Linked DNA regions of Homo sapiens: all the other regions are linked to region 1. Evidence: chromatin loops called from intact Hi-C (ENCODE). Cell type or tissue: mammary epithelial cell. All regions are shown on one strand. Links, peaks and the distances in the headings refer to the core of each region. The heading gives the core; the rest is flanking DNA.

Evidence for each region. A loop is a pair of places that touch in the nucleus more often than their neighbours do. Peaks named below come from ENCODE experiments on the same cell type or tissue, not always from the same donor. Only the 100,000 strongest peaks of a DNase experiment are listed, where the experiment ranks them.
Region 2: it touches region 1 in a loop (25-fold over the local background); 13 of 110 quality-filtered maps call a loop at or near these places.
Region 3: it touches region 1 in a loop (14-fold over the local background); 10 of 110 quality-filtered maps call a loop at or near these places.
Region 4: a loop joins it to region 1, with 14 times the contacts of the local background. A loop is called at or near these places in 2 of 110 quality-filtered maps.

Annotation. Positions count from the first base shown.
Region 1 is chrX:117,993,917-118,001,801 of GRCh38, forward strand. The region is part of intron 2 of KLHL13 (kelch like family member 13); the gene reads right to left. Among named protein-coding and RNA genes, the nearest start is that of KLHL13, 120 kb to the right of the region's middle. In mammary epithelial cell, for the core only: a CTCF peak has its summit at 3,190; DNase peaks (open chromatin) are centred at 2,695 and 3,205; H3K27ac peaks cover 1,250 bases.
Region 2 is chrX:118,250,018-118,257,902 of GRCh38, forward strand. No RefSeq gene overlaps it. Among named protein-coding and RNA genes, the nearest start is that of WDR44, 92 kb to the right of the region's middle. In mammary epithelial cell, for the core only: a CTCF peak has its summit at 4,790 (motif pointing left); no DNase peak of the experiment used is centred there.
Region 3 is chrX:118,109,789-118,116,966 of GRCh38, forward strand. KLHL13 (kelch like family member 13) reads right to left here and starts at 7,022. Exons shown (of 8, transcript NM_001168302.2): 1 at 6,720-7,022. In mammary epithelial cell, for the core only: no CTCF peak of the experiment used is centred there; no DNase peak of the experiment used is centred there; H3K4me3 peaks cover 1,514 bases; H3K27ac peaks cover 1,208 bases.
Region 4 is chrX:118,176,803-118,184,687 of GRCh38, forward strand. No RefSeq gene overlaps it. Among named protein-coding and RNA genes, the nearest start is that of KLHL13, 64 kb to the left of the region's middle. In mammary epithelial cell, for the core only: no CTCF peak of the experiment used is centred there; a DNase peak (open chromatin) is centred at 4,389.

The DNA of each region.
Region 1 (7,885 bases), core at 2,094-4,593:
GTAGAGACGGGGTTTCTCCATGTTGGTCAGGCTGGTCTCGAACTCCCGACCTCAGATGATCCACCCACCTCGGCCTCCCAAAGTGCTGGGATTACAGGCGTGAGCCACCACGCCCGGCCTGCTGCATTTATTAAGTAATTTTTCTCCCTGTTTCTAATTTCAAAAGCAAATTTTGCTCTAAAATGGTTTCCCACCAACTCCCATCTTTCCATCAACCACGAATGCCAATATTAAGTTGGGGTTTTGTTTGCACTTGTACATAGAGTTTAGTTTAATTTCTTCCTATATATCCTAGCATCTTCCTCCCTCCCCCTCTTCCTTCTTTCCTTCTTCCCTTCCTTCCTTCCCATTTTTAGTGACAGGGTCTTGTTCTGTCACCCAGGCTGGAGTGCAGTAGTGTGATTATAGGTGACTGCAGCCTCGAACTCCTGGGCTCAAGTGATCCTCCCACCTTAGTCTTCTGAGTAGCTGAGACTACAGGTGCTTGCCACAATGCCCACTAATTTTTTTATTTTTTTAGAGATGGGGTCTCGCTATGTTGCCCAGGCTGGTCTTGAACTCCAGGTCTCAAGCAATCCTCCATCCTCGGTTTCCCAAAGTGCTGGGATTACAGGCATGAGCCACTACACCCAGAAGCCTATTCTAGCATTTTCTGAAATGGTACTGGTAATCAAACCAAACAGGTACCTGGTCTTGGCCTCAGTCTGTTTGTCCTCTGTTCCAGTCTCACTGGGCACATTCAGCTTCTTCCTTGAATTATTTATAGATTTGGCTTATCACCTTTAGGTTGGAAGTTTTTCCTAAGGCAAAAGTCACATCTCGTTCAACTTTCATAAACAGCAACTAGTGTCTAATATGTTCTCACTAAAAATTGGCCAGGCACAGTGGCTCACGCCTGTAATCCCAACACTTTGGGAAGCTGAAGTGGGAAGAGTTCAAGACTAGCCTGGACAACATAGTGAGACTTCATCTGTATAAAAAATAAAAAATAAAAATAGCAAGGAGTAGTGGTACATGCCTGTGAGGGACGCTGAGGTGGGAGGATCACTTGAGTCATAGAGTTCAAGGCTGCAATGAGCTATGATGGTGCCACTGCACTCCAGCCTGGGCAATAGAGCGAGACTCTGTCTCTAAAACAATAATAATTATAATAATAACATAATAAAAATTAAAGTTAGTTGGCTTGAACATAAAACAAAATGTCTCTTTGAAGCTGCCATTTTTCATTCATTTGTGAACTGCCTTCATGTGTCATATCAGTACCATCTTATTTTTTCTTTAAAACTTACATTTATCTTTAAAGGAAAACTTATTACTGCAAATAGGAAACTAATAATTTCTCATAAAAAGAAGACAATTGTAAAAATACATACTTAACTCCTGTAATAAGAAATGCTTATGCACAACCTAACATCATCCTATTCCCCATAAAATGTCACACATACCACACTACTGGGTAAGTCTTATTTTTTCCATACTGAGGTGAAATCCACATAAGATAAAAGTAGTGATTTTTTTTTAATTTTTTATTTTACTTTAAGTTCCAGGATACATGTGCAGAATGTGCAGGTTTGTTACATAAGTATACATGTGCCATGGTGGTTTGCTGCACCTATCAAGTAAACAATTCAGTGGCATTCAGTGCATTCAGAATGTTGCGCAACCACCCCCTTCTATCTTGTTGTGAAACATTTTAATCAACTCCAAAATAAAACCCATACCCATTAAGCAGTTGCTCCCCATTCTCTCCTCCCTGCCCCTAGCCCCTTGCATCTGCATTCTGTCACTATGGATTTATCTATTTTAGTATTTCACATAAATTGAATCATATAGTATCTAATCATTTGTGCTTGGCTCCTTTCACTAACATAATATTTTGGAGGCTCATCCACCATTTACTAGTATATTAGAAGTACTGATACTTCTAATATACTATATGGCTGAGTATTCCATTATATGTACATACCACAATTTATTTACCCATCCATCAGTTAATGGGCATTTGAGCTCTTTCCACCTTTGGGTATTGTGAATAGTCCCTCCCTGCACATGGGTGTACATTTGTTTGAGTACTAGTTTTTAATTTGGGGGGATATGCACCTAGGAGTTTCTGAATTTCTGGGTGAACATATGATAACTCTATGTTCAACTTTTTAAGGAACCTCTCAGGTGGACTTTGTATAGCACACTTTGTGTTTCAAAAAAGCACAGGATTGAAAGGTTTCACACCAGAATGTGTGTCTCTACACATCTGACATACAAGGAAAGAGGTTCATTCTCATCATACTTATGAAAATACAAATTTCAAATACTTTCATCAAATTTGTGTGATAGTTGTTTTCTTTGCAGTTGGTCCTTCTGTAACAGTAGCAGATGATTCAGACAGTTTGCTAAATTTGGTCTTCAAGTTTGTCTAAAGCTACATGACTAACTTCATCAAAATCATCCCCTAATAAGATTTCCCTCACAGTCTGCACCTTTACATTTTAAAAATTCAATTTTTATCCATTGATCCATACTGACCTCAACAACAAAACAAAAAAAGAGCATAGAACCGATTCCAATTTGCAATTATGTATGTTATAAATACTTTGTATATTTAAATACTACTATTTTCTGGTAGAGTGTTGCTGTATCTATGAAAAGAATGCAGCAATACATTCTTGGGCATGCCTGAACACTGCACCAGTAATTCACTTGGTCTGGGTGAGGTGTTTTTACCTGCATAGTCTTAACTTCAGTAGTATCTAAGAAATGACAAGTGTGATATACCAGGCTTTTTTTCCTAATCAGCGTTAAAATAAGTAACAAATATATTCAAATTGTGTTAGTCTGTCTATTTCTACGGGTACATATACCACCAGTAGCACGCACATAATACTTCAGAAAACACTGATCAAATCATAGCCTATTTAAAAAAAAAAAAAAAGCTACATGTGCTATGCTCACATATTATTTGCCAAAGAAACAGGACATTTCCATCTCATCTGCAAAAAGATAAAGTATGGATTCATCACAAAATATTCAAAACTAAAGAAGGGTTCCTAATAAATCTGAAGACTCATCCATCTTGACTTTCTAAGATAAAAAATTAAGTGTCTTTGGTGGGCATCTCATAGAATCCAAGCTATAAAGACAAATGCTTTCGGGAAGACTCATACTCACTTGCACTTTGCAACATCTTCCACTGGGAGATGCACTCATCCTGTGATTTGACAGGATACTTTGCATTCAAAGCGTAACCACCTCTAATTTAAATAGTATGCTACATTTTTTCATAAAGTATGCCATCTCCTAGAAGCCTACTGACACACTCTCTTATGGAAAAAAAAAAAGAGACTGAGTCATCAATTTTTAAACAAAACGTTTCCCTTTTTAAATATAGAGATTATCATATATTTACTCTAGTTCTCAGGTGAAAAGTGTTCAACCATCTTTTAAAATGTAGGTATCCATGAATGAATATGAAAATAGAAAATACCTGAAAAGCAACATAATGTTCTATCTTGTAGATTTTACTGCCACTGAGTTTTCACACATAACTGGAGGTAAGTTTCAATTAAAAATAAAACAAATGAACAAAAATCTGTCTTCAAGCAAAATATTTTGAAATCAGTCTAAGACATAAAATAATTTAAGAATATAAGGATGAATGTAAAGATTCAATATGAGAATATATGTAAAGTACGTATTGCAAGGCTCATTTGTGCCACAAACATTTAATAAATTGCAGGTAAGGTCCTTCAAGGTCAGATGATTCTCCTTGGAAATAATCCATGAATCCTCAGACCACAATTAAATTCTAATTTTCAGGGCTCCTGTTTCCTCATTTGTTCCCCTATTTTAGCACCCAGCACATTCAGTCTTGTCTAATAATTCTATGTATTGATGTATCTATTTTACTAGTTTGTAAGTACCCCTGAAGGCACCCACAAAGCTCTTAAAATAAAACATAATTGAACATTTGAAAACATAGAAGAGAAAACTATTTAATAAACACAAGTAATATCACCACTTTGTATGGTACTCTACTAATTACAAAGCACTTTCATGTCCTTGATTTCATTAATTTATGATCTTTTATATCGCTGCCTCACCAAGACAGAAATTGAGACGCAGGGAAGCCAAAAGCAATGCTGGGGTTGGAAACTAAGTGTATGAAGGCAAATAGATGGAGAAGGAGAGAAGAGTGAGAACTCACAGTTAAGGTGGTGGGACATGAAGATAGAGAAAGAGAGACAAATACATAGGTACACAGAAACCCCATGGGAAGAACAGCTAAACTTCATTGGATTTTGAGACATTTCCCTAAAAGATATTTGAATTTTTTCAACTACAGATACAACGATATCATCTCTGAAGAATTGGCTTGCCAGTGATACATGGTGGCTCAGAGAGATCTTTAATTGGTTGCAACTGTCTGGGTCTACTCAGGAGAGAGAAACCGCATAGTAATTTGAACAGGGAGAGTTGTACATAAGAAATTATTAACTATGACAGAGGGTTGGAATAACAGGAAATTGGAGTAATGAGAAATTGGCTAGTAATAAGTAAAGAGATTCTAAAAAAAAACACAAGAATCAAAGAATCACAGATATCAGGAGCAACTACCCCTAGGGCTGAGAAAGAGCACCAAAGAAAGTGACTTCTGCTCAAGGCTGAGATCCAGACATTATTGGAGAGGGCACAGCCACAGCACAATGAAGGGTAGAGAAGCTGCTGTGGTGCTCATTAGCTGGAATCTGTCAGAAACCCACCCTTTGTGACATGCTCAAAATACACCTTCTGGAAAGTGTCCTACCAGAAATACTCTGCTATAAAACTGTCTCTGGGGGCACCATGAGAAGCTACTGACCACTGGGTAAAGAAGCTGAGCACTGGTGAAGATGCTCAAAAAACAGCCTGCTGAGCAAGCACACAGGGAACCATGAAGCAAAACCATATAAATGCTATGTAAATTATACATATTATATATAACAACTATATAAATATATAAATTTTATATAAACAACTATATGAACATATAAATACTATACAAGTTTGTACCATATAATTATTCCTCAAAATTATGATTTGATATGTTAAAGTGGTCACCATTGTCAAAGTACTTCCTTCCTGATGTGCCTTTCCAGCACCCTCTACTGACAAAACTTCAGTGTCAGGTGGTAATGGAAGCAACCATTCAAAAGGTTCAAAACAAAAAAAAGATAAAAACAAAAGGTTCCTCAGGGATCTAGAACTAGAAATACCATTTGACCCAGCCATCCCATTATTGGGTATATACCCAAAGGATTATAAATCATGCTGCTATAAAGACGCATGCACACGTATGCTTATTGCGGCACTACTCACAATAGCAAAGACTTGGAACCAACCCAAATGTCCAACAATGAGAGACTGGATTAAGAAAATGTGGTACATATACACCATGGAATACTATGCAGCCATAAAAAAGGATGAGTTCATGTCCTTTGTAGGGACATGGATGAAGCTAGAAACCATCATTCTCAGCAAACTATCACAAGGACATAAAACCAAATACCGCATGTTCTCACTCATAGGTGGGAATTGAACAATGAGAACACATGGACACAGGAAGGGGAACATCACACACCAGGGCCTGCTGGGGGGTGGGGAGATGGGGGAGGGATAGCATTAGGATATATACCTAATGTAAATGACGAGTTAATGGGTGCAGCACACCAACATGGCACATGTATACATATGCAACAAACCTGCACATTGTGCACATGTACCCTAAAACTTAAAGTATAATTTAAAAAATCTATTAAAAATAAATAAATAAATAAATAAATAGAAAACAAAAGGTTCAGGTCCATTTTCACAGAGCAGGCAACACATGGTGAATCTGAAGCTGAGGGCCAATAAATAAATAACTGGCACATAGAACGGAGAAATACTGTTTTTAAGCAAGAGCCAAATTATAGCCCAGTTAGGTCAAATAATTGTTTTACCAAGTCTACTTTCTAGACAAATTTACTAGGACAAGAATTGTGCAGCTGTGTTGTTTTGATTCTATTAGTTCATACTACATAACTTCTTCTTTAAGATTATTATTTTATATGCTAATGTGATCTTCATTGTCAAAGTACTTCCATAGCTCCTAACTCATTTCATACTTGTGAGATGGGAACTGTTAACCCCATCTGATGGATAGAAACCTAAGCTACAAATGCCAAAGATTAATCAGTTAACCTAAGTGCACATAGGTATTTACTATTGCCCTTACCCAAAACAGACCAATCTCCTCACTAATCTATTTGGCCAAACAAATGCAGCCGGGAGGACTTGTCAAGCTAGAACCCATCCCTATCACAGAATCCTAATCCATCACTGGGAATTGTGGATGGATTCAGGCTGCAACCTTCTCTCCTGCCCCAGCGTCCTAAAATTGCTACAAGATAAACTTAATTTCAATCTACTTTGATTAAAAGTATATTTGGAGATTTTTACAACATCCAAAGATTATAACCAACAGCAATGTATTTCCTTGCAAACAAAATAGAGAGGAAAATTATTATTGGCTAGGGATGAGTGTAACAGTAATGTTATACTCACTTCAATAGCTTTCAAGAGCTGTTTCCCAAGTTTTGGATTTTGTGGACCAATGAAATTTCAAAAACATTTTGGGGTCCTACATAGGATACTCAACTTTATTTTACAAAGTAAGGACATTTTAAAAGGCAACCCCTTATCCACAATTTCAAAATTCAAACACTTGGAAATCAATTTTTTCTTGCCTGTAACTCATTTGGCAGCAAAATCTGAACTGATATGAACTCATCTGGCAGTCAAGCTTGACCTGAACTGACATGAGGCTATTCACAGGCTTTTTCTCTCACTTAGTATAAATATTCTTATATTTCACTGCAGTAACATTACTGTAACTGATTATGGGGTGTCACCTCAAACCCTGCTGGGGCTGTTATGTAATATAGGATATACAGACTGCTACCTTTCTAAAATCCAAAAAGAATGTAAGTTCTGAAACATATCTTGTCTCAAGGGTTTCATATAAAGATACAGATACAGTCCTTGATTAACATCGTAAATTTAATTTCATTAAATTAAGGACAAAAGAGCATTTGAACAAGCAAAAAGTGTAAAGAACAATCTCAGAATAAAGGATGGTCCTTTGTAATCAATAAAGTTAGCTTTCTGGTAGATAATCACTACACTGTTGTTTCTCATACATCACTGCAGACCTGTGACAATATCCATAACAAACCAGCTTCCATGAACTAACTGGCATCTGGGAACCACTGCCATTAGAAAACTTTCTACTCAGATGGCTTCAAACTCAAAAGATGACCTTTGGAAACTTTTCGTAGTCTGGGGCAGGACTATCGTAATAGGACCCCAACGAGTTAAGATATTCTATGGCTCCTGCAGGCCATGGATAGATGATATTTAAGCAGCAAAAGAGCCAATGTGATATCCATCCAACAACAAAATTTTTCATTGTTTTCTCCTTGAACTGCTTAAAGTGAACAAATCAGAAAGTACCTACAACTCTAATCCAAATCTAACTGAAAAGATTCTACGATTTTTAAAGAACTAATGCAATTGAATGAACATGAGTATACAAGGCTAAATCCTGATTGTCAGAACACTGGACAAGATGGAAGAAAAAGCCACCAGTAGGGTCAGGTATGGTGGCTCACACCTGTAATCCCAGCATTTTGGGAGGCTGAGGCAGGTGGATTGCTGGAGCTCTGGAGTTCGAGACCAGCCTCAGCAACATGATGAAACCGTGTCTCTACCAAAAATACGAAAAATTAGCTGGGCATGGTGGCACATGCCTGTGGTCTCAGCTACTCAGGAGGCTGAAGTGGGAGGATCACTTGAGCCTGGGAGGCAGAGG
Region 2 (7,885 bases), core at 3,551-6,050, 260 kb after region 1:
ATGTGCCTTCATGGCGCAAGATGAATATTGGTATTCCAGCCATTACATCCATATTCCTGACAGTGTACTGGAGAAAGAAGAAAGGAAATGTGTGATCTCTACCTTTTAAAGGAGATTCCTCGAAAAGTATCACATAACGTGACCACTTTAATCTCATTAACCAGAACTTAGTCACATGAACACATGCAAAGAAAGCTGAGAAATTGTCTTTTAGCTGAGTGACAATTTGCTCAACTAAAATTCTTTTTGTTTTACTAAAAAAAAAAAAAGAATGGATATTGGGTATTGGGAGGTAACTGGCAATGTCTGCCACAGATAGCAAAATCTTTAAGGCTGAGAGGGAGAGCAAGGCAAAGGAAGAGATGTCAAGGATGACAAGTTTTCTAGCCTGGGTGGCTGGGAGAAGAGTTTTTCTCTTATTTACAACTGTACTTAATCCTGATATACTCTGGAACAAATTAACTTATTTTAAAGAAGAGCTTTAAAATAGTTTCCCTACTTGGAGCAACACAGAAGACACTATACTAATAAAGTCCCACTAGCAGGAGATTTAGTTACAGCTATGCGTATAAATTAGAACTAGAAAAGAGCCATTTGGAACCTTAGCTATTATAAACTGCATTAGCAGGAATCACAGTCTATATCACCAGACTTCCAAACAGATGTTATTATGCAATGACCCTGTTTTATTATGATTATGCCTTGAAATTATATTTCCAAGAAGTTCAAATGCACTACTGCTTCTTATAATTTTTAATCTAATATATATGATAGGCATATAAGCTACATAGGAGACAAGTAATTTAATACTCATTTTATGGTAGGGTCAGGAATAAATTAATGCTTATGGTCATAGGATTTCTCAGATAGCTTCAACTACCAAGTCTTCTTCTGGGCTCTCTAGCAAACAAGCTCGTTTCTCCCAAGCAGTTGGTGATCCTAACCTTTCCATCTGTTACCTCTCAAATGGGGCTTGAGTGTACACCATGAGCCAGGGACAGAACTGAGATTAGGCCTACATCCCTCAACATATCCAGTCTAGATTACATGGGCCAATATGATTATTCAAAACAAAATTATTTCTCTTCCCAAACAGAAACTCCCCATTTACACAGACCAAGCACCCAAAAGTATATCTTAAAAATGGTGATGGACTGACTATTCAAGTCCCAGACCAAGAGGGATGACAACCATCTTGATAGGGACCTTTTCTACTCCATACTTGATCAGCAGATATGGGAAGAAAGGAGATTAGGGAGTAAGAAACAGACAGGGAGTAGCAAAAAAAAGGGGCTTATTTTTTGCTTTGCTTTGGATTTTTTTAAAAATGTACTGACCTAAACAATATCTTAATGAGGCAGGTCAGTATTTACAGTCTTTCGAACCCCATTTAACCTTTCTGTGCCTCATCTGCTAAGCATCTTGGCCAAGATCACATACCAAATCAGTGACATAGTCATCATGAGGCCTCAAGCGCCTAGTTCCCAGTTTCATATTTTAAAGAAGCCAAGTGACAGAAGAAAGGGAAAAACTGGGTCAGAGAAACAAAGTTGGCCTGAAAAATCTGTGTTTCAAAATAAAGCCAATTACATAAAGGCATGACATTTCCCATCTAAACAGAAAAATTAGTCGAGGCCCCAACATCTTTCTTTTCCAGTTGATAGATACAGGCACTTTTCAATGGCAAGAAAGCAAAATGATGACTCTAGCATCATTGTCAATTATTTTATCTAATGAAGCTCCATTGCTTGTAAAATTTGAGTAGAGTTATGGAAACAAACAAGCTGAGCAATTGGCTAAAACAACAGAGCTATAAAGATCCAACTAAGTAAAAAAGGTGTGTATGCTGAACAAAACATGCCTAACACCAAAGACAGGGTTTAAAAATATTAGTTGGTAGAATCTGTGCTTTAGATTCCTGATCATCTAAATTCTTTGTCACCGTTTTCTTCTCTTGTCTCCTTCAGGAATATTTTTAGATTCCTAAATTTGTACTCCAGCTTTGATAGCTGCCTCTAATCCTATCAATCATGGTGCCTCCTTTATAATTATTTTTTTAACCTTGGCTTTCTGGCCCAGATATCAATTCTGCTGGCTCCTTTGACTTTTGTCTCCACTTGCTCACTCTCTCTCTCTCCCCCTCACTGACAAACACACACACACACACACCAAGGAAGGGGAAACTCAGGCAGGTTTCCAGTGCTTTGCACCTGCGGAATGTGAAAGAGGCCCAATTGGCCGGGCGCGGTGGCTGCTCACGCCTGTAATCCTAGCACTTTGGGAGGCCGAGACGGGCGGATCACGAGGTCAGGAGATCGAGACCATCCTGGCTAACACGGTGAAACCCCGTCTCTACTAAAAATACAAAAAAATTAGCTGGGCGTGTTGGCGGGCGCCTGTAGTCCCAGCTACTTGGGAGGCTGAGGCAGGAGAATGGCGTGAACCTGGGAGGCGGAGCTTGCAGTGAGCCGAGATCGCGCCACTGCACTACAGCCTCAGCGACGGAGCGAGACTCTGCCTCAAAAAAAAAAAAAAAAAGAAAAAGAAAAAGGCCCAATTTTTCTTACTCCTGGGACTAAAGCACTGTGAGGAAACATTGCAGTGATGGAACCAAGCAGCTTTACTCTAGGCAAAACTGATGACAACCAAGCAAAGTTGCTAGTACAACTATGAACGTGCCCACTTACCTGTGCTTCTCTCTAAACATACACACCAATGCCCCCCATCCAAATTCTATTTTTTTTCTTTTTTTTAAACTGTCCCTTCCTCTGGAGACCCACCCAAAATCTAGAAGATGACAGCAAACTTCCCAGTTTTCTTCTACAAGTATAGCCATTCACAGACACCAGAACTCACAACTGGCCTTGGTTGGGGGAGAGGGGAGAACTGAGCAGATGAATATACCCAGGTCCTCCCTAACCGAAGTGATTCCTCTACATCAACCACCAACCAGAGAACCCCTCTGGAGTACTATGCAGCATTCTTGGCTGTTATATGTCATGAATATAACATTATTGCATGCCAGAATATGGAGAATGCAGGAATGCTACTGATAAACCCATAACCCTGCAATGTCACCTGTTGATAATTTCCCAGTACTGCAGGAAAAGGGAGGGGCCTACCTCTGACCCACCAAGACTCTGCCTGCCACTCCACAGTCCAGACCCAGCCCAACAACCCCAGACCAGAAACTTGAGTGCTGGCCTCCAACCCGCAATTCAGGGGCTATGGACCAGAAGCAGAGTCCACCTCAAGCACACCACGGAACTTGTCAGGACTTTCACCCAGGCAACTCTGGGAATGCTTAGCCTTGCTCTACCTGAGGGGGTAGATTCCTTTCTTTCTAAGCAATTGTTCAAGATTACCTAGTGCCACTGTTCTCATTGTTCTCCAATCAATTATTTATGCTTGCTCTCATCACCTAGAATCTGGACTCTTGGCTCCATAACCCAATTTCAATACCCATATGTGTCCCCTCCTTCAGTTTTGGTGACACTTTGGGTTCCCCTCGAAGATCAGAGGTTTGGATCTCACCCAGATTTCAGCTGTGCTTATTTTGTTTGTTCTTCCAAAATTGAAGTCCAGTTACTTTATTTTGATTATGTGAGTACTCTATCCTCCGTGAAAAAATTTAAAAAATACAGAGCACCCAATACAGAATGGAATAAAGATGAAAAAATTATCCATGATTCCACCATCCTGATGATGCTTTCTTCTGCCTCAGCTAAGAATTTCCTAATAAGACCTTGAGTAACTCCACCCATTCATGTTGTGCCACCTCTTGCAATTAGATTTGGCTCAGTAGGCACAGAATGAGAGGATCCAGAACTTTGGTCCTGAAAAAGGTGAGAATATTTGGAATTCTCCCTCTCATTGTGTGCTGGCCACAAGGTGTATAAGTGGGTCCATCATCCCCATCACCATTTAAGTCCCATAGCCATGTAGATACCTGGAACAGACATTGGGGAAATGTAAGTAAATAACTTCAGGCATCTGACCTGGACCTCCCCAATCCTCCACACAGAACAAGCACACTCAGACATCAATTTGAGACCCTTAAGAAATTTTGGGGCTGGGCATGGTGGCTCACACTTGTAATCCCAGCACTTTGGAATGCTGAGGTGTGAAGATCATTTGAGTCCAGGAGTTTGAAGTCAACTTGGGCAACATAACAAGATCCCATCTCTACAAAAAATACAAAATTTAGCAGGGTGTAGTGGCACCCCTGTAGTCCCAGCTACTCAGGAGGCTGAGGTGGGAGGATAACTTGAGCCCAGGAGTTCAAGGCTGCAGTGAGCTGTGATCGCACCACTGCACTCCAGCCTGGGCAGCAGAGAGAGACCCTGTTTCAAAAAGAGAGAGAGAGAAAGAGAGAGAGAGAGAAAAGTTTGGGGAAATTGAGATGTGTCTGCTTGTGTGTGTGTGTGTGTGTGTATGTGTGTGTCTGTATACATACATTCAAACATATTAGATATTCATATGTAATATGGTTTATTACTCAACTCATTTTAGCTTGTGTGATTTTTTTAAAAGAATTTCTCATAATTTTTGTTTGAATCAAATCTTCAAATAAATGTTTTGATTTTTCTAGAGGCAATTATTTCTCTATTACAAGATATTTAAAGTTTAAACTTTTACAGTTTCATTCTTTTTTTTAAAAAAAAAAGGACGATTTTTGTGTACCAAGACAGCCATCAATTTTAAACTGCTTTCATTACTCTCCCTCCACCTGCACATCTTAAAAAGTTGAAACTGCTTGTGATTCTAGAGTAAGGAATGAGCTCCACCCGGTGGTGAGATTTTGAAGTGCACCAAAGAAAATACCACTAAGTACACTCTCTGAACCCAATTTTCTGTCTTCCCTTTTTGTCTCTCACTCCACCCACAAGATTTTTAGAATCATCATCCTAGAAACTCATAGAGAAGAGGGGTTAAAAATGTAGATCACATCCTTCAACAAACTGTAAATCCTCTTCCACAATATGCTTAAAATGCCAAAATGGACAAAACTAAGAATTTATGCAGGAGGTTGCAAAATTTTTGTGTGCAAAATCAGACCTTGGCAATGATCTTGAGCAGTAGGATATATATAACTACCACAAGCTTGGTGTTCCCATAATGAAACACTAGGCATAAATGGGTTAAGCAAAACCTTTCATTTGGTTCCTACACTCGATATTGGATAAGAAGCTACATTTAATCCAGTAAAACAACTGGAGCCTTTTTAACTTGATACAAAACATAATAATAGCTAACAATAACTGAGTACTTATGTAACAGGCTGCTCTATGTGATGTGATGTGTGTATAAATTTAATACACAACCCTATAGGGTAGGTAATATTATCAGAACCAGTTTGCAGATGAAAAAACTGGGGCCTAGAGAAAATAAATTGCTCGAGGCCACAAAGTGGTAGAGCCAGACTTGAAGTCAGCTAGCCCAGGCTCTAAACCACCATGCCATACTGCTTCTCTGTAACTCAAATTGGACATAATCTCTCTCAGAATAAACAACTTGAGGCTAGGATCTTGTCCACATTCTTTCTCAAAAATAGCCAAAGGCAAGACAAGACCCCTGGTTCTATTTTTATTCATCTTATGGTCATCACAGATTTGTAACTCTAGCTTACCGCCCTTGTTCTTTCCCTACTGTGACAATGATTCTGTTTGGGAGTTTCAGTAAAAAGTCTTGTAGCTGAGAGCCTGGGTTTTATGTCTCTTCACCATTTATCTTGTGCCTTCTCCCCCAACTCCCACCCTATCTCAGCCCCAGCCTCCTCAAACATCATTCATTTAAAACCATGTTGAAAATGACACATTCTTTAAAATCCACCAATATTAATACAATCAAAATCAGAATTTTTCCTAAAACATTTGTGTGTACACACACACACACACACACACACACACACACAGGCAAGCACTAATTCTCATAGAAAACCTTAAATAGTATTTTACAGTACTTTCAACATTGCTACCAAAGCCATATTCCATTAAGGCACAAAAGCCTTTTCTCATTCATTCATCCAACAAAAATTTATTGAGCTTTTACTTCTCCTAAGCTGTGGAGATACAACAATGAAGAAGCCAAATATGGTCCCTGCCCTGATGGAACTTATAGTTCTGAATATTATTCAATATACATAAGAAAGAAGGAGATGACTCTGACCTAAAGATGCCTTCTAGATTTTTTTTAATGCACTACCTTCAAATTAGAGCTACCAATATGCATACCCTCCAGCTAGGTGACAAAAAAAGGAAATTTACAATCTTTGTAACTCCACTGGCAGAAAATAAAACCCATGAATATTCCAATAGGAGGAAAACAGGATTGTATTCTATATTCAAAAATTACCAGGTGACAATTTTCTCAGACTGCCAAAAATGGAAATTAGAGAGGCATAGGGCTGCCCTGGAAGCCACCTTGCCATGGCATCTTGCCTTTTGAATTTGGAATTCCTTGCTAAACTAGAGGCAATCTGGAAGTAGCTCAGCATGATCCAAATGAGAACCTTGGGTAAATTCCTCCTTGTCTTTTTGTGCCTGTGATCCTTGGGCACCACCCAGATTGCAAACTCTGGCTGACATCAACCATCCAACAATTTTTCTTGATGCCACTCCTCTTTACTGCCCTTCTCTACCCAATTTCATGCTGCTCCTCTCTCTCCCAACATTTCCACTACACCATCTGAATCTTGTTCCATTGTAAACAAAGTCCACTTCTAAGTCTTCTACTTCTTCCCTCCATCTCATCCCATCTCACTCCATGCTCATTCCATCTCCTGTTGCTAACTGAAAGCTGGCTCTCTACCCTGCAACCCCATGTCCCACACAGCCATATCAAGGTTGGTCTTTCTTGCACAATGTGCATAGTGGGCAAGGATGAGGGTTAGGGAGAGTTGTGTTACCATTCTCCTTAGTCCCCCATTGCATTTTCTAAACAATGAAGAAGCCAAATATGTTTGCCAGGGAACATATTTGGCTTCTTCATTGTTGTGTCTCCAGAGGTTAGGAGTAGTAAAAGCTCAATAAATTTTTATTGGATGAATGAAGAGGTAGGCAAACATTTTCTTTTCTTTCCTTTTTTTTTTCTTTTCGAGACAGGGTTTTGCTCTGTCACCCAAAACAGGGTCTTGTTCTGTCACCCAGGCTGGAGTGCAGTGGCATGAGCCTAGCTCACTGCAGTCTCAAAGTCCTGGACTCAAGCAGTCTTCCCACCTCAACCTCCTGAGTAGCTAGGACTACAGACACACAACACCAACATGCCTGGCTAATTTCTTTTTTAGAGATGGAGTCTTGCTGTATTGCCCAGGCTGGTCTCATACTCCTAAGTTTAAGTGATCCTACCACCTTGGCCTCCAAAAGCACTGGGATTACAGGCAGGAGCTACTGCACTCAGCCAAATATTTTCTTAAAGTACCAGAGAGTAAGTATTTTAGACTCTGTGGAACATACCAGCTGTGTTGCAACTACCTGACTCTACGGTCATGGCTTAAAAGCAGCCATAAACTATACATAAACAAATAAGCATGGCTGTGTTCCAATAAAACCTTTATTTGTTTATATTTTTATTTTCAATTTTGTGGGTACATAGTAGGTGTATATATTTATGGGGTAGATGACATGTTTTGATCCAGGCATGCAATACATAATAATCCCAGCATGGAGAATGGGGTATCTATCCCCTCAAGCATTTATCCTTTGTGTTACTAACAATCCAATTACACTCTTTTTGTTATTTTTAAATGTCAATTAAGTTATTGACTATAGTCACCCTATTGTGCTATCAAACAGCAGGTCTTAGTCATTCTTTCTATTTTTTGTACCCACTAACCACCTGTATTAGTCCGTTTTCATCCTGCTAATAAAGACATACCCAAGACTGG
Region 3 (7,178 bases), core at 4,527-7,026, 120 kb after region 1:
AATAGTTTCAAGGACTAGTTTTCAACTGCAAGAAAACTGCAGAAAAAATCCTTTGAGACATGTAATTACTGGCAACCCCACAAAACCGAAGGAAAAAAAAACAGGCCAGGTACAGTGGCTCATGCCTGTAATCCCAATACTTTGGGAGGCCACAGCATGAGGATCACTTGAGGCCAGGGGTTCAACACCAGCCTGGGCAACATAGTGAGACCTCATCTCTACCAAAAACAAAAGAAAATACACCAATTGTGTATTGGTAAAGAACAAGAAAATCCATGTTGTTTTAGTTTAGTTAGAAAGGAAAAGGCTGTCAAGATGTTATATAAAGATAATACTGAGGGGGGTTGTGTTAGGATAATTAAAACCCAATTCATATCATGGACGCTAAGAAGAGTTTTCAATTAACTCTTGGGTTTTCCTTTGCATGTTTTTAATCTTAATGATGTCAAGTTTACAGAGGAAAATAAAGAATTGTAACGCACACTCATGTCCCCATGTAACCATGCAGGGCGCTGGGGCTAAGGAAGGTCAGGAATCATGTCTCATTTGTTTTCTACCTTTCTCTTTTCTACTTTTCTATTTCTTTTTCTTTTTTTTTTTTTTTTTTTTGAAACTGAGTCTCGCTCTGTCACCAGGCTGGAGTGCAGTGGCACGATCTTGGCTCACTGAAACCTCCAACTCCCTGTCTCAAGCGATTCTCCTGCCTCAGCCTCCCAAGTAGCTGGGATTACAGGCACATGTCACCACGCCCAGCTCATTTTTGTATTTTTAGTAGAGACAGGGTTTCACCATGTTGGTCAGGATGGTCTCGATCTCCTAACCTTATCATCCGCCCGCCTCGGCCTCCTTAAGTGCTGGTATTACAGGCGTGAGCCACCATGCCCGGCCTTCTCTTGCTCTTAATACAGATTTCTATACACATTAGCAGTTCAATAAATGTTCAACAACTGCAAAAAAATAAGTGTCTAATCACATTAAATAAGTTCTTAACTGAATTTCTTACCCCCACCCCCACAAAAGACTCTCTTGTGCTAAAGAAGCATAGGTTGGTTTAAATAACAACAGAAAAACAAAAACTAAACTGCTCTGAATGGTACCAGATGAGAGTACTAACAGACGAGTCTTGGCTCATTTCAATTACATGACCCTGCCATATCTATTTTCCTATGACATGAGAACCACACAGCCAGTCCTCTATTTACAGTTATTGCATGAGTAAATCAGTATATATTTACATGGTAACTATTATGAGCAAGCTATTGGGAAAGATAAAGTAGTTTATTTACCTCCCTAATCTCCACCACCCACAGCAACAACATACTATGTGCAAGGCCCTGATTTAAGCAGTTTACTGCAAGGTGTACAATCTCATCGAAAAATCTTGGTGCCAGATGTGTTTCTGAATTTAGAAATGTCCAGACCTTTAGACAGGAAATATACTTTATATACCATATGTTATGTAATACACCATTAGGGTCTATGGTGCAACCCCATAAACATATTAGTAATTCTATAGCAAAACAAAATAAAGATCAACATTAAGTAGAATAAAGACTATAAATACCCTATGTCAGTTTAAGTCAGGTTTTGCCACCACATGAGTTTTGGCATCTAAGTTACCAAATAAAATCTTTTTCAGTTTTCAGAGCTTTAGAAATTTAAAAATTGCAAACAAATTGTGGGCCTAGGCCGGGGGAGGTGGTTCATGCCTGCAATCCCAGCACTTTGGGAGCCCGAGGTGGGTGGATCACCTGAGGTCAAGAGTTTGAAACCAGCCTCGCCAACATGGTGAAACCCTGTCTCCACTAAAAATAAAAAGTTAGGCCGGGAGCAGTGGCTCACGCCTGTAATCCCAACACTTTGGGAGGCCGAGGCAGGTGGATCACGAGGTCAGAAGATCGAGACCATCCTGGCTAACATGGTGAAACCCTGTCTCTACTAAAAATACAAAAAACTAGCCTGGCGTGGTGGCACGCACCTGTAGTCCCAGCTACTCGGGAGGCTGAGGTAGGAGAACCGCTTGAACCCAGGAGGCGGAGGTTGCAGTGAGCCGGGATCATGCCACTGCACTCCAGCCTGAACGATAGAGTGAGAGAGCGAGACTCCGTCTAAAAAAAAGAAAAAGAAAAAGAGAAAAGAAAAAGTGGGCCTAGCTAATTCATGTAATCTTTGCAAGTACCATAAGAGGCAAGTTCTATTACCCCTTTTTTACATATGAGATAACTGAGGTACAGGGAGGTTTACTGACTCACCCAGTGTCTCACAACTATTAAGTCTCCTAGCTGGAATTGAAACCTAGGTGGCCTAGCTCCAGAGCTTGAGCTCTTAACAAGTATGCTCTACAACCTCTCTCAGAAACCACTTCGGAACACCAAACACGTGAAAAGTAAAACAGTATTAAATGATCTAACATCAAAAAATTAATAGGAGAAACATCACAAGACAGTATTTATTCATTATTCAATAACTATTTATAAAGTGCATACCATGTGCTGGGTGCTCAGAATACAACAATGAGCAAACCGGATGAGGTCTAGGTCGCCTTCATGAAGCCAGAGGCAAGTGGGGAGATGGCCAGGCATCAAATAAGCATAATTATGACACAACAGGGCAAGTGTGTGACTGCTGTTCACCTTCAGAGGGGGAGATCTAGTTCAATGGGGAATAGTGTAATAGGACCTGGAATTTGAAATGACAAAAAAGAAAGGCATGGCATCCATTTGACAAGCACCCACTGTGCACGTACTCTATGCCAGGAATAATGCTAAGCACAAAAGTTCCAAACTGGGGAAAATCAGTTTAAACCAATAGAGATTTGTGAAAGGGAATAATAAGGACATATGGGAAAGTAGGCTGGGATCAAATCAAGTTGACCCTGCAGGCACTGATGAAGGTTATTTTGCAGGTTATTCCCCCACAATATTAGGATTTACTCCTATGGAATGTCAATAATCATCTGCATTCCTATTTGGGACCAACTAGACCTCAAAGCTGGATTGCTTTCAAGGAAGGGCTTAGGGCAATAAATTCATTTAAGCCTCAGGAAACACAGTAACCCTAATCTCTCAAGGAATAAAGGTATGGCCATTTGAAAATGTTGGAGAGGCAACAGGTAAAAGAAAATGATAAGCCCTTCTTAAAATTCCAAAGGCCCTTTCTAAAACCTAGGTTATTCCTTTATACAAAATAAAATTTCCAACCTTCCAAAGGAAACATATTTCCATGAGAAAATAAGATATCATTCTTTGAAAAATAAATTCTTAAGTTGAACAATGATCTGATTTTTAATAAAGTTGGTGACAACTTACCTTGTAGCACAAGTCACAATGTGACAGTGGAAAGTAAACTGCCTTTTAACATACTCACCTCAGGGTTCCCATTCCCCCATCCCCTTACCTAAACAGAGTAGAGGAACCGAATTACATGATTATTTAGCATACTGATCATAGAGTTTTTTTTATTCTCAGGTATTAATATAAATGACTGAATGAGTAGACATTCTATTTATCCTCTGCAAAACATTTTTTTTTAAATTTCCCTGGATAATTTTTTTAAGCCAATGACCTTCCCCAGGAAAGACTCTTCAGTGGCTTCCTATTGTTCTGAGAATCAAACCCAAATTCTTTCTCAGGACCTCCAAGTCCTATTTATCGGTTATTGAGCTGCTTCTAGGCTCTGTAACATCTTCTTTAATCCGCCATGCTGGCTTGCTTTCTGCTCTTCAAAAACGCCAAGTCTCTTTTTCCCCCCTCAAGGCCTTGGCTCTTACTCTTCTCTCTGCAAGAATGTTATCTCGGGAATGTTCTCCCAGATCCTGACAAGGTAGGCCTATTCTCTCTTCTCTTTCAGGTCTCTGCTCAATCATCTTCTCTGAAAGGCCTTTTCTGACTTCCCACACTAAAGTAGGCCCTTCCTAGCTATCTGTATCATATTCCCCTACTTATTTTCATTGCTCTTACTACAGTCTATAAGGATCTTCTTCATTTGTTTGCTCGTTTATTGTCTGTATTCTCTGGTAGAATATAAGCACTGTGATACTCCACAAGAGCAAAGATCATGCCTTATAAGGTTTATCATTGTGCCTAACACAGGGCCTTGGCACACAAGTACCCAGTAGATTTTGTAAAATGAATTAGTAAATGAATGAATGATACATAAAAACCTGATTGTTATGAATATCAGTAACTTGAGAAAGCCATTTTTATAATTTTGAGATATTTTCTCTAGGGCTATTCATTTCTCTACAGTCTTTCCACATTTTCTGAAATAATTCCTGGAAATTTGTTGTATTATTTCATAGCAATAAAAATACATCGGTTTCAATCAGTGGATTTAAGAAAAAAATATTTTCAAGAGGTTTTAGTGGTTTATCAAACATCAATAAAAATCAAACAATTTGAAAATTGGTCAGTCTCATTTCACTACTGCAAGTCAAATTACATGAAGAAGCATAATTTGAAATGTACATAAAATGAGAAAGAAGATAATCCAATAAGTAAGTGCAGTTACATTTAGTAATATCAGAAATATCCAGTCTGCTAACCTCTAGGTGTACCAGATGGACTATCAAACACATATTGAGTCATATTGAAGATTCAGAGCAAAATGCTTATGGCTAACTCATCCACCTTTATTCTTTTCCTGGCAAATATAAATAGTCTTACTATGCAATCACATTAGCAGCAATCTTAGCTTAGATTTTGTATCAATAATAAGCATGAAAAGAAAAAAGTAAGAAAATAGTATAAACTCTTTTCCTTGAAAAAGTTGTAAGTTTTTATGTATTTTGAGAATAGTTTGCTAAGAAAATTACAGACTTAGAAAGTGGGCCTATTAGAATAAGTACCCTTTCCCTACTACATTCCATTTTTTAATAAACCTCAAGTAAACTCAGGAATTTACCAAATCAATTGGGAAACTACAAATCATCTGCAAGTTATCTAACTAAATTGATAAGCAATAGGCCTTACTTTTCTTGTGAAAACTACTTTCTTCAGAACATCAACTGAGCCTTATATAATCACACTACACTTTTTGAAGTGTGCTTATAAAAATGGCAGATTGAAAACCTTGGGCTTTTTAATAATTGAAGCTCTTATTTATCTGTTTTTTAAATACATCATTTGATGTTGCAGCAGAAACTACTCTCATCTCACTGCCATAAGACGTGCTACCAGGACAGTGAAATTTAGCCATTATCTTCATTCACAACCTGGTTTCTTCTGAGATTGCTGCCAATTAGTGCACACTGTGTCAATGGCAACACTTGGTCATACATCAGGCAAACAACTCTTTTACCGTTAAGTATGAGGATATTAATAAGAACTTGCAGTTAAGGGAGCTAATATTTTTAGATGTAAAATGATGTCATAAATGCTGAATTATTTCATTTTTCTCAGTTTTTAAATTTGAACACTAGATACAGTCTATTTCCAAAAACACAGCTGCGTATGTCAGCATGTGCTTGTTCACTGGTATTTGCCTCCACTTTGTGCTTCTCCATTCAGCTTTCTTCACACACTAATTGCAGTATGAAAGTGAGCAAATGAACCTCAGTATGGGAGCTAACACCACAACTACATGGGGAGAAAGCGATATCGCTAAGAGTGAGTAGTCTTTTTTGTAACTACGTGGTTTTAAAATATGCTGCTTTTAGAGGGTTTATACAAACATGAAATCTACTGTTAAGAAACTGTGGCTTCAAAAAAAAGAAAGCAGGTGCCCTCCAGAGACAGTTTTAAATCCCAGCGTCTCTTAGTCTCCATTCAATGTGCTTAGTTACCAGCCTATGCTAACTTGAGCGACTTTATCCCAAACCACTAAAGTCCTCTGACTACATTAAAACGATTAACATCCTAGTTTACAATTAGAGAAATGGAGCCAGGCATCACAATTCCCACCAATCCTCTCTCTCAGGCCTGCTCAGCAGCCAGGGAAGAATCAGATTTAGGACCATGTACGAAGATTGCGTACCAACATATATACATACATTTTAAGTGGCTATTGTTCTTGGACTAAGTTAATGAAACCTAGAAAGAAACTTTAAAGTTCCCTAGTTGATATTTACTAAGGCTATTTAGTGAAGGAATGATCTCATCACTTTCAGTAAACTGTAGCCTAGACTATAAGCCTCCAAGAAAATCATTAGTCAACTGTAATTAAACAAACAAACAAACAAAAAAGTCAAAATATTCAGAGCTGAAGACATTCAGAGCTAAGTTAAAAGCTTCGAGGAAGAAGAGGAGTGTGCTCCTGACTTGGGAGCCAGCAGAGGAGCCTCCTAAGTTAGAAGATTCTGAAGGAGAGATGGATTAGGAGGCACAAAGCAGAAACTGTTAGAGGGCAAGAGACAGTAGGGCCGGGGCGGGCAGCGGGACCCCAGACCGTCAGGGCAGCAACAGCGAGGCCCAGAGGAGAAGATCTTGGAGAGATGACAAAGAAGCACAGGAAAGCCGGGTTCTGGGGTCCTAGAAGAACCCAGGCGTCCGACGGAGCCAGAGGGACCGGCAGAAAGGGATGCGAAGGTGTAAGGATGAGGGCGCGCACCAGCACGCGGGAGAAAAAGAGGGGGCGGCGGGCAAAATGAAGCTGTTTCCCTGCTCCTCTGCTCCTCTGCCCCTGGTACAGATCGCAACTCCTCGCCGCGCACCGCGCAGCGCCGGGTCCGAAGGCAGGGAAGCGGCTGCTGGAGCCCCTGTGACTTCAGGACCCTGCCTCACCTTGCTCGCCGCGTCCTGGCGTCCCGCCGCTTGTCCGCCGGGTGCTGCGCTCCGAGGGCCAAAGAGGGAGTCGCGCGGCGCAGCCGGGGCTCCCTCCTGCTGCGAGGCACCAGCACCCGCACCTTCGCACCCTCTGCTCGCCCCGACCACTTCACCCTGTCCTGGCGCAGGCGGAGAGCACGGACCCTAACCCGAATGCCGCTGCAGTTATTTTCAAAAGTCCCCGTTCCAGGCTTCCCAGGAATAGGAGCTGAGCTACTGCGGCCGCAGCGGCAGAGCCTCCGCCTGACCTCACCAGGGTGTGGGGGGGCTGCTGAGGGAGGGGGGCGGGAACCCAGTTGGGGAGGGAGGGGGCAGTGGGGGGGGGAGCGCGCGGGCGGGGGAAACATGGCGGCGGGGGTGGCCCCGGCGGCGCCTGCGCGGGAGGCAGGGTGGCGGGGAGCCGGGGCTAGGACGGTG
Region 4 (7,885 bases), core at 2,901-5,400, 180 kb after region 1:
ATGTCTTTTCAGCAAATGGACTGTTCAGGCTATTTAGTTTAATGTTTCTTATAACCTGGCAAGTATGTGCTTTATAATTCAGTAATTTCTGTTCTTCTCCCACCCCCATTGCCACATATACACTTTTCTCCTCTCTCCCCACACAGCCTGGCTAGAAGGTTTCTGTCCATCAGAATGGCATGAATGCGCCTGAAGGCCAAAGCCTCCTCACACAGACTGGTGGAGATTGCTGGAGGCTAAGCACATTGCATTTGACATTAATGGGTCAGAGGTGCTTCTAGATTGAAATTGGTGAAGGTGGGGAGAATTCACAGTGTAGTTAATGAGGCCTCTTGGTCTGAGACTGACGCCTGAAATCTCATCTTTACTGATCCATTGTATTGCATGAAGGGAAAACTGCTCTTAAAAGTATATAAAATCTAGGTCGGGCATGTGGCTCACACCTGTAATCCCAGCACTTTGGGAGACTGAAGTGGGTGGATCACTGGAGGTCAGGAGTTCAAGACCAGGCTGGCCAACGTGGTGAAACCCCGTCTCTACTAAAAATACAAAAATTAGCCAGGTGTGGTGGCGGGTGCCTATAATCCCAGCTACTTGGGAGGCTGAGACAGGAGAATCGCTTGAACCCAGGAGGCAGAGGTTGCAGTGAGCTGAGATCACGCCACTGCACTCCAGCCAGGGTGACAGAGCAAGACTCGGTCTCAAAAATAAAAAAAAAAATTTTAAAAATTTTTATATACATATATATTCCACATGGGAAAGGGGGCAGTAGAATTTACCTGGAGGGAGTAGGAGAGATGCTGTTCTTCTGTCTAGTACAACACCATTATACACGCTTTGGTGATAAAGTCAAAGCCTGAGGCACAGTCTGAAATGGGGAGATTTAGTCAAAGGGGTCTAACTGCCTGCATAACAAAGTAGAAAGGAGAACTTTCTCGGGATAAAGAGATTGTTCTTGTGCAAAATTATTTTTGCTTCCCCTGAACAGAGCCCCAGAAATAGGAGCTGGAAAGAGAGTGCAAGAAGAGAGGATGAAGATGGTAAAAAATTAACTGTGTAATTCTAATAGCTAACTTCCAGTGCATGTTTACTATGTTCTTCCAGGCATGGGGCTAAGTGCCTTTCCACATTACTTCATTCAATCTTCCTAACAGTCTTATGAAATAGTGACCATTAGTCTCTTCATTTTGCAGATCTGTAAGTTGTAGTTCAGTGACATTATATGACTTACTGAAGATCTCACAGATACTAAGTAACAGAGTGGGCAGTCATACTTGTCTCCCCCTCTAACTTCTCCAAATGAAAGGGGGAAATAGTGTGAACATTCAAAATCTGGGCCTACAAGCTCTTAGGTTCACTTCACCTGAATAATAACATTGATAACAATGTTCGCAATAGGCTGACAGGTATTGGGTGCTCATTATGTGCTAAACACTGTGCTAAGCATTGTACACAAGTCAGTTCATTTACTCCTCATAACAACACTGTGGGGAAAATATTTTAATTCACTCTATTTTACAAATGAAAAAAAAATGAAGTCTTCAAGGTTAAGCAACTTGCCCTAGCTAGGAAATGGAAAAGCTGTGGAGTAAGAGCAGCCCCCCACAACATGGTGGGATACTAGGGCCTAACAAGAGAGCGAGCTACCAGTAGGACATTCTTTATAGAGACAGAAGACAGCCAAGGGTCCCCTAGAGAAACTGCGCCTTCAAGCCTAAAACAGCCTGAAGGCTGAAAAACTGGACTGCTGGACTGGGATGAAGCCCACCCTTTCCTAACTGATTCTTTCTGAATAAGGCCACCACCTGCGCACTGGGAGCATAGGGTGGCGCCTCGGGAAGTTCTCACCCCTTGCAGGTGGGAGGAGCCTGGCCTTTCCTGTTCCTGTGTAGTGACCTGGGATTCAATCTGTGAGGCAGGAAACCTGCTAGCAGGACTCTCTCTCGCTTCGCTAAGAGCTATTTTTTATTTTTCTTTTTGCCTAATAAATTCCATTTTCCTCACCCTTCTATGTGTCGGTGAGCCTAATCTTTCTTGGTCATGTGACAAGAGCCCAGTTTTAGCTGAACTAAGGAGAAAGTACTGCAACAATTCTTTATAATAGGATGTGGCCAGGAATCTTCTGGAACCCTGATATTTTATATCAAATTTTACATTGCTCCTACTCTATACTGTGATTTATCCTGAAAAAGTAAAGCTTGTAACATTTATACCCTATGCAGTGGAGACATAATAGAGAATTAAATATTTCAGTGTTGGGATAAGGACTGCTAAAAACAGAGAAAAGAAAAAAAGAAATATTTGGTGAATGAATGAATGAATGAGTTCTATTTATCATCAGTAGTTTTCCATTTTTAAATTCTGCTGCCCTGTAAGCTCCATCTCTATGATGAGTTGAATCCTTTTACATGAGTTTTGAATGCACCAAAGTTTTGAATAATGAAAGGTAATGAATAAGGGAAAGGACGTATTTGTGCTTAGATAAATAAGACGTGGAAAAATCTAAAAGGAAATAGCTCTCCCAGGGCTCTCATTGTCTTGGTAAGGGGAAATCTGCTGTGAGAGCCAGGCATCCAAGGAGAGAAGAAAAGTAAAGAATGCCAAGAGGAAGGGTGGAAGTGAGCTAAAAGGGAACCAACACTTACTGAGTGCCAATACCAGGCCCTTTTATATACTATAACTCGTGTAATTCTCACAGGTAATTCTCACAGCAATCCCAATATCTCTATTTTATGAATAACAAAATTTAGAATCAAAAATTAAATAACTTGCCCAAAGACTCACATATAGAAAGAGATGGAGCTGGGGTTTCATCTCTGATCTGACTTTGAGTTTGAACTCTGTCTAGAACACTCACTGCCTCTTCAAGTAGAGAGTTGAAAGCTGAAGGGCATTTAAATTAAGTGAAGAAAAGAAAACATTTCAGGCTTAGAAAGACAAAATATATGGCAAAGAACTTGTGGAAAAGTTCAAACCAAAAAACAAAAAAAGACCTTAGGAAGCTGAAAGGCAGGCTTTGACTAAGATAACCTTTAGGAAAGCAGTAAAGCCTGGAACTCTAAATTCTCTGTTATCAGTATTTCCTCACTCGGTAATTGTAGCAACTCAGCTGGAGCAAAAGAGTAACAGCTGTGGCCAAAAAGGCAGACCAGAGCAAGCAATGCAAGATGGTGGCGGGTAAAGACAGCAGTGTCCCCAAGCCTACCGCTCAGAGACCTTTCCCTAGCCTTTGAATGGCAGAAGGGATGGCAGGGCTTACTGTCAGCCCACAGCATCTACCCCTCACCTCTCTTGACTTTATTCCTGATAATCCGGCCCTGCACATACAGCTATCAACAATTAGTTTTTTTGGAGCCTCACAGTTTTCGGTCTTCTTTTCAGGATTACACCAGGTCATGCAAGTCGTATCTGGCCCTTGGAAATAAACACTGTTCCCTACATCTAAAATACCCACTTCACTTGTGTTTTTCCAGTTCCTCCAAGGAGTATATGTCAAGACCATATTAAACATGGAAAGATGGTATCAGGAGAAATGCCCGTATGAAAGAAAATCAGGAGGGAGCTATGATGAAAGTCTGACCCTGAATGAGGGAGAGGAAGAGGAGGTTGGGTGGAAGCATCCTAGACTATTGTGTAGACTAAAGAAGCTTCTGCAAATTCTTGAGCCAAATTTGCCCAACAAAGGTGTCCACATGTCGCCCAGGAATGAGTCTGTCTTACTCTCTCCACAGTACTCAGTTATGGGAGGCGACAGCCCATGGGAAGTGCCAGAACACAGCAGCTGAGGCCCTCTGTCAATTACACTTTCTATTTTAGGAGGTCTTCCAGGCACATTCTAATGGCCCCATTAGAATCTTCTCTATCACTTCTTCTTCCACAAATCTAAGCTCAAGGATCACTTTATAAGAGACACCTTTCCTGACCCCAACCCTCCACCCCAATCAAAGTAAACTTTCCTTCAGAGAAGTCATCTCAGTTTATATTTATATATTCATTAGTGTGATTATTAGATTAATGGCCATTTCCCTTGCTAAGTTTTAAACTCCGCGAGTGCAGGGACCATGACTGTCTTTTTCACTGCTTTGTCCTCAGTGCCAACCACAGTGACTAATAGGTACTCAATGAATGTATGTTGAATGAATGGATGTGCATAAATAAATGTCAATGAACAGATATGGGTTAAATAACCAATTATGCTCCTCAACCTAATGGAAACTATATAAAACCCAGGGCTAGGATGAGGCAGACATAGCTTTAAGAGTTGGCAGTGAATATGTAGGTAGGTTCAGGATAAAATGGCGACCAAGGATTCTCAAGCTGACATGAGCAAATACAAGCTGAGGCTGGCACTTGCTAGGCCGAACTGACTGGGATTCATGCCAGGGAAATTACGGTTAAAAAAAAAAGAAAGAAAGAAAGAAAGAATGACTAAGAAATAAGGCCATGCCAACAAAGTCTGTGGATCTTGGCCTTATTTTTAGCTCAGGTCTTCCCTGGTAGCCCCTCCTAGTCTTAAAGGGACCACATCCTCTGATGAGGAGAGACTGGGTTGGGTGATGGGGTGGTAGTCATTGCTTAACACCCGTCTATTGACAGCCCTACCATCCTCCAAGAGCTACTTGAAATTTCACCTTTCTGAGACTCAGCTTTCTCTTCTCAAAAAGGGACAAAATTTAACCTCATAGAATTCTTAGATTAGGATTAGAGAGAATAATATGATATTATTTCTAATAATATGTCATGGGATCCAACATACTTCCCTGCAAACTCTTCATATGTTTGTGCCAAAAATAAAAGAAAGAACAAAAATTAAAACAAAACAAAATCTTCCCAGTGATTCTCCTGATGAAAACATGGCTTTGGACACGAATATACACAAAATCTTCACACATTTCAAGACATTTTGGAAATACCTTGTTAAAATGGACAATCCCTGATTTAGTGTACTCTGAGTATTGGCCTGTAGGTCAGAAGATGTAGAAAATCATAGAATTCTAGGATCTCTGAGCTGAGAGAGTCTTTTAAGATTAGTCCAGTTTGCAGTAGTGAGCTTCAAGGATGCCAGAGAAAATCACTCATTGTCAAGATCCCATGTATCTGTACATCTTCACAGATTGGGACTTTGAAAGACCGTTGCTAAAATTCATCCTCTTCTCCATAGCTGGAGCAAAATGTGAATTTAGTCCGCAGCCAAGTGTAATGAGGATAAAGCTAATTTCAGCCTGGGACTAGGGTATAAATTCATGCATATTTCTTAGAAAAGTCATGCTGCATCATTAGGGTAATTATTCAGCCAACACTGTTGCAAATCACATAAACAGTTAATCTGTTCCAATTTCTGATTGTAATTAAGTGATTATGTGGTCCTTAAAGTCCAGAGTCTTGTTCTATTCTTGTCTCTTTTACTGACTCACCGAGTGAGGGGACTAACTCATTTAACCTTTCTGTGTCTCATCATCTGTAAAATCTGGGCTACAAATACTTAAACTGTGTACAAAGCCATTTATACTTCAACAGTTCATTCAGAGCATAACACATCACCTCCTAAGTTAAAACAATAATGCTTTTGTTAAAACACATTAACTCCAAGATGGACTTCTATTGAATTTGTCAATTATTTCTTGGAGCCTACCACAGTGAGAACACAAGTCAGAATAAAATGCAGTTCCCGTCCTAAAATGGTGAGTCCCGAACACCAGTCCACAGACTTCAACTGGTCTGTGACAATGTTTTCACAAGTCCATGGCAAAATTTAAAGACAAACAAGAAGATAATGAAGGGAATGTTTCATGACTTTAAATTTACATTCAGTTTTAAAGACTTTCCTTTATTACAAGTCTATTATGAGTATTTCCTTTCCATTTTTTTTTCTTGGCAATGAAATGTTCTTTATTTTTTTGTGGCAGTTGTCTCTTTTTAACATCCTCACTTAGCATAACAAAAAAATTGGCAACTGCTGGTCGGTCTATTTTTTTTCTTTGAATTTTGTTGGTCTGTTAACTCAAGATGTATGTGAACCGCTAAATCACTTACCACCTACTTAAGGAATATGATTAATCCAGTTTATAGTTTAATCTAGAAAATTGCTTACATTTGTTACTTAGAAGTTCTGTTCTGGGAATTGTTTGTATTTATAATTATGAGCTCCAGAAAAAGAAAACAGATTTTAAGCTCAAGATATTGCTTGAAAAACAAAACAACACCAAAAGGAACAAAGCCAATAACAACCAAATGGTGTCAGTCACGTTAAAAGACCCTCAATAAATATTTGTTGAATATGTAAATAAATTATCAACTGAAACAAATATAGATTCAAATAATATCTAGCCAGCAGCTACTAAAAAAACAAGCCTGGGCCGGATGCAGTGGCTCACGCCTGTAATCCCAGCACTTTGGGAGGCCAAGGCGGGCAGATCACTTGAGGTCAGGAATTCGAGACCAGCCTGGCCAATGTGGTGAAACCCCCTCTCTACAGGAATACAAACATTAGCAAGGCATGGTAGCAGGCACCTGTAGTCCCAGCTACTCAGAGACTGAGGCAGGAAAATCGCTTGAACCTGGGAGGAGAAGGTTGCAGTGAGCTGAGATTGGGCCACTGCACAAGAAAGGAAGGAAGGAAAGAAGGAAGGAAGGAAGGGAGGGAGGGAGGGATAGAGAAAAGAAAAAGCCTGATGGGCAAAAGCAGAATTTTCACTCTTTGATCAGAATAACGTGGAAAATGGCTTCTTTTCAACTAGAGATAACTACTGAGTATTATACCCTCAGCCTAGGAAAGGCCTGTAGCTCATTTTTCTCTCTTGACAACAGGAAATGAAAGCAGTCAGAGAAAACTGAAAACATTTAGAAAATTATTTAGACTCATAGAAATTAGGGACAGAGACCAGAAATCCCCCAACTCATTCCCTTCAATTTAGATAAGGAAATAGGCTCAGAGAAACTTGTCCAGGTTACCTATGCTTTGGGGTTTGGACCATAAGAACAAAACCAAGATACTGCTGTCATCTAGTGGCAGTATACCCTAATTGCAGGGAAAATTATCTAGGCATTGTTTTAAAGATTTATCGAGTATTCAAACTACAAACTTAAAAGTTTTTAAATACTTCCAAAGGTCAGAGGAAACAGAGACATAAAGGTAGGAAACATTCAAATTAGAATTCATGGAGGAGGGAATGTACTCTGAGGGTAGTGAGTTGCAGAAGAGCAAAGGTCCAGAGACAAAATGAGTATAAAGTATTTAAGGAATGTTGAGGGGCAGTAAATAATAATTGACTTGTGAAAATATCTACTATCTTCAGGATTTCTCCTTTGATAGAATTCATCAACACCAGATTAGCAAAGAGCTTTTACTAGTAACCAGCCACTAGAACATGGAAATAGTCTTGCTCAACTGAAGCTCACATTAAAAATTATACTCATGTTACACAAAGATACACTGAGTAAATACAAAATAGCATATGTGCAAGGCCATTGGAGGCAGTGTTATTTGCAGTAGCAAGGGACTAGAAACAAATGTCCACTAATAAAGAACTAGTTGACAACAAATAGCAGATGTTGGCAAGGATGCGGAGAAAAGGGAAAGTTTATACACTGTAGTGGGAATGTAAATTAATACAACCTCTATGGAAAATAGTATGGAGATTTCTCAAAGAACTAAAAATAGAACTACCATTTGATCGAGCAATTCCACTACTCGGTATCTACCCAAAGGAAAAGAGATCATATCAAAAGATACTTGCACGTGTATGTTTATCACAGCACTATTCACAATAGCCAACTAAGTGTCTCTCGATGGATGATTGGATAAAGAAAATGTGGTTTCAATGAGATACCATCTTACACCAGTCAGAATAGCTATTATCGAAAAGTCAAAAAACAAAAGATGCCG